Regions from separate parts of the Homo sapiens genome. Here region 1 is linked to region 2. The links are chromatin contacts, found by Hi-C or POLR2A ChIA-PET in ENCODE. All regions are on one chromosome and are shown on one strand. The core of a region is the stretch at or near the end of the contact, and the rest is flanking DNA. Distances in the headings are between cores, read along the strand shown. Region 1 holds the start of ACSF3 (acyl-CoA synthetase family member 3). Region 2 overlaps CBFA2T3 (CBFA2/RUNX1 partner transcriptional co-repressor 3).

What was found. Hi-C counts contacts between places; a loop is a spot of excess contacts on that map. ChIA-PET counts read pairs that join two places held with the same protein, here RNA polymerase II (POLR2A). Pooled maps may share reads with other maps.
Region 1: a map with no recorded cell type shows a loop between it and region 2 (2.6-fold over the local background). The contact joins the promoter of ACSF3 here to the enhancer-like site in region 2. A Hi-C loop is called at or near these places in 2 of 168 maps with a recorded cell type or tissue (CD14-positive monocyte and sigmoid colon), 2 of 37 single-sample maps with no recorded cell type and 5 of 50 pooled maps. POLR2A ChIA-PET finds 5 or more read pairs at or near these places in 2 of 52 experiments (GM10248 and WTC11).

What each region holds. Positions count from the first base shown.
Region 1 is chr16:89,091,503-89,095,660 of GRCh38, forward strand. It overlaps ACSF3 (acyl-CoA synthetase family member 3), which reads left to right and starts at 2,350. Exons shown (of 11, transcript NM_001243279.3): 1 at 2,350-2,494. RefSeq lists a silencer at 2,114-2,523 and an enhancer at 2,944-3,133.
Region 2 is chr16:88,920,130-88,924,374 of GRCh38, forward strand. The region is part of intron 1 of CBFA2T3 (CBFA2/RUNX1 partner transcriptional co-repressor 3); the gene reads right to left. Among named protein-coding and RNA genes, the nearest start is that of CBFA2T3, 55 kb to the right of the region's middle. RefSeq lists enhancers at 1,571-1,650, 2,856-3,763, 3,764-4,245. Within about 2 kb of position 1,547, at least 21 of the 41 ENCODE cell types and tissues checked have a DNase peak (open chromatin) inside an H3K27ac peak, as active enhancers do; they include CD14-positive monocyte, where a contact is called at or near this core.

The DNA.
Region 1 (4,158 bases), core at 1,100-3,599, 170 kb after region 2:
CCAGGATCGAGGGTGAGATGCAAAGTGTGAGGGTGGGGGCGCTGCTGCGGGGGAGACCTGAGCTCCTCTGGGGCCACATCGGGGTCTGATGTCTCTTGGATGTCCCAGTGAGATGCCAGGTGGGCACTTAGGACCCTCCCTGTCCACATGTTCTAAACTACATTGACGTCGTCTGCCTGGTTGGTGCGGCCACTTTCACTCCCTGCGCTGGATGTTCTGCAGCCCTTCGTCTGCTAATGTCCACGAGTTTACCTGACAGCTGACTTCTCTCTGTTTTCTCTGCCCTCCCTTCCTGAAACTACCGTATTTAGCATATTGGATGCCTGCCTGAGCCCACTGATTTTTTTATCTTTCCTCTCCTGTTTTTCATCTCTCGGTCTTTCTGTTCTATTTCTAGGAGACGTCCTTTAGCCCTTCCCTTAGGGTTTTTACTCAGGCTGTTGTATTCTGACCCCTCCAGCCCCCCTTTATGTTACTGGAACGCTCTTTCTCGGGGCATCTCGCTCTGGACTCATGGGGGCTGTCGCTTCCCTTGTCTCCCTGAGGGTATTAACAGGGGGTGGTTTTGGGGGTCTCTTCACTCTGCACAGCCTGGCTGCCTGCAGTTGTTCTGCTGGTTGTTTCAGCCCACGTCTCTCTGGCTAGAGGCTGTCCTCCAATGTCTGCTAATCCCTGACTGCTCCTGCTTCCCACCTGCCACTATGATGCTGACCAGAGCCGAGGCACAGATGGGACCCCTGCTCATAGGATGACTGGGCCATTTCTCGGAGACTGCACCCTCCCCCCACTGCCACCCTCACAGAGCCATGGCCAAGGACCACGGGAGCTGTCACCCTGTCCCAAGTCCTGTCTCTAGGTGGGTGACGCAGCCTGAGCTCTTCAACTTCCCAGGGATAGAAATTTGCGCACACACGTCCTGGGGCTGAATCCTGATGTTAGACGCCCTCCTTACTCTTCCTACTGCCCTCGTCGGAAACACCATTCAGCCTGCTGAGTCCTGGAAGCAGACAGAATTCTGACACCAGATCAAGCCTGTCCCAGTGGCAGAGGGTTGGACTTGCTTTTTCTGCATGATACCTAGCAGGGTGGCAACCAGAGGCACTAGAAGTTTGGGTTTGTTCTCCCACGCTCTGTGTTACAAACTTCCCCCAGATCCAGCTCCTTCCTCCCAGGAAAACCATCCTCGGGCTCCTGAAGTGCCCTTTCCTGAGCTTTCCAAGGACACAACTGCTGCCCCAGCAATCATCACAAGAGAGGAAGATGGGCATGGAAAATAATACACTTACAAAAAAACTGTGCAAGGTTCTGCAGATAATTTTTTTTTTTTTTTGAGACAGTCTCACTCTGCTGCCCAGGCTGGAGTGCAGTGGCGCAATCTCAGCTCACTGCAGTCGCCACCTCCCAGGCTCAAGAGATTCTCCTGCCTCAGCCTCCCGAGTAACTGGGATTACAGGCACCTGCCACCACTCCCGGCTAATTTTTGTATTTTTAGGAGAGACAGGGTTTCACCATGTTGGTCAGGCTGGTCTTGAACTCCTGACCTCGTGATCTGCCTACCTCGGCCTCCCAAAGTGCTGGGATTACAGGCGTGAGCCATCACACCAGGACGGTTCTGCAGATAATTTGTACTACTGTTTGCCAGTACATGTCTTTGTGTTATTAGTATTCATTTTAGGGGAAAAACCCTCAAATTTCAGCCAACTGGACTTTGTGTTTGGCTTTAAATGTTTTCCGCCACTGTCCATCCAACAGTCTCGCTTCATATTCGTATCCTGGTTCCCAAGTCCCTTCGAGGAGAGATTCTCAAATGCGGTCCGTTTAAAATCACCCAAGAAATACAAAAATTAGACAGGCATGATGGCGGGCGCCTGTAGTCCCAGCTAATTGGGAGGTTGAGGCAGGAGAATCACTTGAACCCGGGAGGCGGAGGTTGCGGTGAGCCGAGATCACACCACTGCACTCTAGTCTGGGCGACAGAGCGAGACTCCATCTCAAAATAATAATAATAATAAGAAAAAGTAACAACAATAATAATAATAATAAAATCACCCAGGAGCTCAGCGTGCAGACCCCCAGCCGCAAAGCCCAGAGAGCCCCTTTTGGGAGGACGGGGCGAGGCCCAGCAATCCGCGTTGGGAGTGGTCCCGCGCGCCGTTCTGATCTGGGCAGCCCTGGGCTAGCGGAGACCACGGCGCCTTGCCTCGGCCACGGCTCACGAGACGCCCGCGGCCCCGACCCCGCCACGACGGGACGGGCGGGACAGGGGAACACGCGCGCCCGGAACCCGCCGCCACGGCGCCGCGCCGGGGGGACGCGCTTGGGCGACGGACGCGCCGCGCCGGGGAAGCTGTTGGGCGCCGGAACTGGTCCGGCCCGACTCACGACCCCGCGGGACCCGGCCGGAACCCGGCCCGACCCCGGCGCGCGCGCGGCGGAGGACGAGGAAGAGTTGTGGCGAGGCAGATCCTGCCCCGTGGCCGCGGCCGTCTCGTAGGTGCGGGCGGCGGGGCCCACGGGACCGCGGCGGGGTCGGCCGGGCGCAGAGCTCTCGGGGGCGCGGGCTCCGGCGCCCGCCCCTGGGTCGCAGCTGGGCTTGAGCCGTGGCCCGTGGCGCGGTCGCTTCCCCGCGAGCCGCCTGGGGCCGGGCGTCGGCCTTCCCGGGACGCCGAGCCTCTCGTGTCCGGTGGGGAGCGGGGCCCCCGCGCGGGGTGCGGGGAGAGAAGCTGTGCGGACGCCGGGCCCGGTGATACCGTCGAGCCGGCGGGGTCCGTGTTCAGGCATCCTCAGAACGAATCGTCTTTGGTTGTGTTTGGAATAAATTCACTTCCATTTCTCATTGGGCTTCAGAAGTCACCCTTGAAGTACTCCCCGTTTTAGTTGTTTGCTGCGTGCACCTTGCTGGGCGCGTGGGGCACAGGTTCACAGCCGGCCTAGCCCCTGAGGGCATGTAGATCTATGAGCAAGCAATGGAGACGTGCGGCCGGCCGTGAAGTATTTGGAAGGTACTGCAGGCAGCCCATTCCCTGGAGAGAGGGAAGGTTTAAAGGGGTGAGGCCCGGTGCAGTCAGGAGTTGATGTTGCTGTCCTGAGTCTAAATTCCACCAGGCAGGCCAGGTGCAGTGGCTCATGCCTGTAATCCCAGCGCTTTGGGCAGCAGAGGCAGGAGGATCACTTGTGGCCAGGAGTTCAAAGCCAGCCTGGGCAACATGGTGAGACCCCTATCTCTACAAAAAAATGTAAAAATTAGCTGGGTGTGGTGGCGTACACCTGCACTTCCAGCTACTGGTTAGGCTGAGGCACGAGGATTTCTTGAGCCCAGGAATCGGAGGCTGCAGTGAGCCATGACAGCACCATTGCACTCCAGCCTAGGTGGCAGAGCAAGACACTGTCTCAATAAATAATAAAACTGAAAAAGAAGAGGTGATATTTGAACTGGGCTTGGAAGAATGATTAGGAATTTGCTAGAAAGGGAACACGTTTAGAGATAGGAACACGAATTGTGTCTGGGGCATAGTTGTTGCTTTCCCATCCTGGGAGGACAGACATTCGTGTTAGGGCCCAAGGCTGAGACCTTGTTGAGGAGGGGGTTCACATGGTGGACCCAGGAGCACGGGTGTTACTACCGGTGGACCCTGGGGACCCTGCGAGCTTTGTAGCGTGAAGCCTGGCTCAGGCTGGTGTCCTCTCCGCAGGTGTTGGAGGACATAAGATGAGGCTTCCCTTGCTCTTGCTCCTTTGGCTCTGAACCATCTCCTCAAGGCAGACAGAAATGGCGGATTAAACTGTGGGCTTGGGATAGTTGTAAGTGTCACCTTTCCAGATGGCATTTTTAAAATAGTATTTTTCTTCCTAAAATGGATATGGGTTTCAAGTGTATTTTTCCTTTTTGGTTTTTTTTATTTGAATGTACTGCTCATGAATGCAATGTGAATGTCTGTTACTTAAAAATGTAATTTTGAAAATAACCCTCCAAACCACAGGTGTGATGCTGAAACGCATCCTGCCCCGCAGGCCGAGCACAGCCCTCCTCTGCCCCACGCTCTCATCGGGGCAGCCGACAGGAGGAAGTGCCGGCATCCACTTCAAACACAAGGTCTGGGGGGGCGGGGGTGTCAGGTGTGGTGGTGAACAGGTCAGGTGTCGTTTTATTCATGTTGA
Region 2 (4,245 bases), core at 297-2,796:
CCCACACCAGGGACTCGCAAGTCAGCTGACCAGTGAAGCTTGTGCAACGGTGGAATGTTCTAGGCCCATGCACTGACAGTCGCTGGAGCCCCAACTGGCTGCCAAGTACTTGAAAGGAAGCCCTATGAGGGGAGAACTGAATTTTACATTTTATCTTCTTTTTTTGAGATGGAGTCTCGCTCTGTCACCCAGGCTGAAGTGCAGAGGCATGATCTCGCCTCACTGCAACCTCTGCCTCTCAGGTTCAAGTGATTCTTGTGCCTCAGCCTCCCGAGTAGCTGAGGTTACAGGTGCCCACCACCATACCCGGCCAATTTTTTTTTTTTTTTTTTTTAAATAGAGACTGGGTTTCACCATGTTGGCCAGGCTGGTCTCGAACTCCTGACCTCAAGTGATCCGCCCACCTCGGCTTCTCAAAGTGCTGGGATTACAGGCGGAAGCCACCACCCCTGGCCAGGAATATTTCATCTTAATTAATTCAAACTCCAACGGCCACAGGTGGTGCATGGTGACGGAGTGGCAGGAGGCCCCACCACGCAATGCCAAAGGCACCAAAAGTGCAGGTGGACAAGGGCGGCCTCTGCCTCCCCGTGGGGCAGCCACACCTGCCTGCTCCTGGATTCTGCCAGGAGGACTGGGTCCCCAGCCCCTCCCTGCCCTGCCTGCTTGCCAGCCCCAGCTGGGTGGTCTTCCTCCAGCCAGGCCCACCTGAGGCTGCCTCCCGCCCTCCTGGAGGCCAAGCCCCTCGCCAGGGGGCTACATTAAACAGCAGGGCCAAACTCACTGGGGAGGCATCTTGGAGAGCAGCGGGACGGGTGTCTCCACAACCTGGAACAACACATCCTTTCTCTGAGTTTAAAGAAAACAGGCTGCTCTGGAGGCAAACCTTTTAAACAGATGTTTCCTCTTGGCGGAACCTCCCTGCTCCGCCCCCACCCTGGGCCTTCCCCCAGGCAAGGCCTGCCCGGCTCTCACAGGGCGGAGGCCTGGGGCAAGGGAGACCAAGTGATTTCAATTCTTTCTAGGAAAGGGGAGGAAAATATTTTTAAAAATGTGTTTTACAAGCCTGCCTCTGCCATTGTTGATGTAAACAGGTAAATTGTTTCCTGCCTCAATTAAAAACATCTGCCACATAAATGAATACCAATTAACTCATCCTGTTTTTAATTACTCTGTTAATTACACGCAGGCAGCAGAAAGGATGGGCGGGGGGAGCAGGGAAGCCGAGCCGATCCTCCGTGCCACGCCGCCCCACCCCAGCTTGGCAGGATCGGAAATGTGTCTGGCTGGTGACGGATGGGGTGGCAGGGAGGTGGTGGCACGTGGCCAGCCGGGATTTCCCGATCCAGGGCGGCGAGTGGGCCCCTCTTCCCGGGATCTCCCTGGGTGGGGTCCAGCCCCTGCCCCTCTCCTGCCCTCCCTCTCTGTCTGCAGCCCCCTGCTCACTTCTTGGGCCACATTTTGCTGGGGGAGGGAGGGGGGGCGGTTGGGGGGAGGCCTGGATTTTGTCCAGGAAGTTCTGCCTTAAGGCTGGGGTGGTAGGAGGATAAGAGTCACCCTAAACAGGACCCCTGGGAATTAGGATCCTGTCAGCTGCCATTTCCTGAGCCGTACATCCGCGGTGCCGGGGGACTTGCGGCTGCAGCTCCCTCATTTGAAGTTGCTTCCTCGGCGGCACCTGGGACGCCCCCCATATGCGCCATAGCCTTCGTGGTAATGACACAGTTTCTCGTTCGCTTGCTTCATTAAATGTCTACCTGGGGAATGGGGACGCCTCACCCCGTCTCACCCAGACCTCTCTGCGCGGCGCATTTTGACTCCCAGTTCACACGTGTCAAAGCTGAGGCCCACACAAGCAACTGCCTGTCCAGGGTTAAATCACTGGGACAGGCCAGGGTGAGCCGTGAGCCCAGGGCTCTGATTTCAGGGCTGGTGTCGATGCCACCAAACGTGTCGTGGCCAGGACATCCCGGGAGCTGGGTTCAATGGCTGAGGCTGGCCTGCGCCACACTTTGGGTGGGGGTACTTCCGGTCTAAGGGCATCTGAGGGTCTTCACCCAAGAGGGTACCCCATGCCTCCCTGGAAAACAGCCCCCACAGAAACTGTTCTCACCCTAGGTTTCTGCAGTCTAAGGATGCGGAGATGGCCAGACCTGGCTGGGCTCTCAGAGCCGGTCTAGCCAGAGTAAAAGTCCTGTCCAGCAGCAGGGCCTAGGATCCTCCCCGGGAAGACTGCTGCTGCCTTAGCAGGATTGAGGGGGCCGAGGGCTTCGGTGCACTCACCATGTCTGCCCCGGGCACCAGCGTGGGCGCAGTGGGAAGGGGCTGTATGGGCCTGGAGCATTAGATCCTGTCTGCCCTTTGCAGCACAGAGGAGGCAGGACCTGAGTCCCAGGGCCTGGCCATGCTGATGCCCGGGGCAGACATTCTGCAAGCAGTCTGCCTCTCCTATCCCACGCCAGGGCTATGCTTGAGGCCTTCCCGAGGGCGGGGTCAAGAATGCACCAATGCCCGGGACAGCAGCCAACCCACGCCTGTTCCTGGGCAAATCCCGCCTACAGGCCGGGTCCCAGCTTGCAGCCGTCGGAGGGTGGTGGACGGCCCCTTCCTGGAATCCCATCCCGACCTCGGAGACGGTGACACCACTGTTCCCGTGGCACAGGCTTTGCCCCTGCGTGGTTTCACATGGCCAACAAAATACTAACTCATTTAACCTCGGCAGCACCCCCACCCAGGAGGCTGTTCTGTTATATAATCACGATGAAAACATAAACCTCTCACTCTTCCCACCGTACAGATGGGGCAGCAAAGGCCCAGAGAGGAAGGAACTGCTCAAGGTGCACAGCGGACGGACAGAGCTGGGACCCGACCAGCTCTACACGGCTCTTTACAGGCCCCCAGCGCCCTCACCTAGCGCACCCCAGCTGCCTGCTCCCACCAGGTCCCTCCAAATACCCCACGTCTCCCCAATTCGCCAAATGTGGAGGGAGAGACGCGGGGGAGTTTGTGATGTGCTGAGATGGCACAGCAGGTTGGCGAGCTGGGAGCACAGCTTTGGGGTTTGAAGTCAGCGTCCACTGGTGTGGGCGAGTCCCCTGGCCTTGCTGGGCCTCAGCGTTCTCCCTGTGAAACGGGGGGGACCCGCACCCCCTCCTCATCGCACAGAGGAGGTGAGGATTCGGCGCTTCTGCCCACTGCCCCCTGCCTGCCTCCTTTTCCAGGCAGGCCACCAGGCTGAGCTGCTAGTTGCCTTGAGGTTTCCTGAGCTGCCAGGGACTTGCACAGAGACCTCAAGCTGAGTGGGGGCCTCTCAGACCTTTGGCCACCCATGTTACCCGCCACATCCACTGCCACCAGAAGGGCTGTTTGTTTGGGGCCTTTGAGACAATTTCAGCAACAAATGCACTTCCTGCTGTGTGAGCTGGGGAGCAACTGAGCCGTGAGGGGGCAGCTGGGGAGCAGCTGGGTTGTGAAGGGGCTGCAGGCTCTGCACAGCCCAGTCCTGGCGCGCAGCACAGCTCGGGGAGGGAGGCCAAGCTGCGCATCCTCCGCAACCCGGCTCACACATGTCGCTCCTGCTGTCAGGGTGGGAAGGCTCCGACATGGAGGTCGGCTTTGGAACTCGGGCTCTGGGCTCCTGGGCTGGACACCGGCACCGTCTAGGTTGGGGAGGCTCTGGGAAAGACCAGAATGCCGAACCCACCCCCGAGGACCGTCCTCTCTCAAAGGTGGGGCCGGGGGAGGAGCCCAGTCAAAGGTGAGAGGCCAGGCTCACTGGCCAGGACTTTGGAGCATAGATCACCACAGTGCAAGGACCACGAAGACCCTGGGATCTCATGCTGAGGGTGCACAGCCCGGCAAGGGTGCACAGCGACCCAGCCATGGTTACAGCAAAGACCGCGGGTGGAGGTGGGGGCGTGGTCAGGCAAGGTCACAGCAACCCAGCCAGGGCTAAAGCAAGGAGCCAGGGTGGGAGGGCCGCGCCTGCTGGGCTAAAGCAAGGACCCCTGCGGTGGGGCGGGGCAGGTGGTGGTCATGTCTACCCTGGAGGGGCTACACCTGCTGGGCTGAGTCCCAGTGAGCCTGAGTGAAGATCTGCCCTCTCTGGGCCCCGCCTTCCTTGCTATTCCCTGGGAGCTGCAACGGCTGTGCTGACGTGGGGCACACTGCGTGCCTTCAGGACCGCTCCAGTCGCCCTGCACAAGCTCCGCCCTGGCCCTGCCTCCCTGGGGCCGCCGACCACAA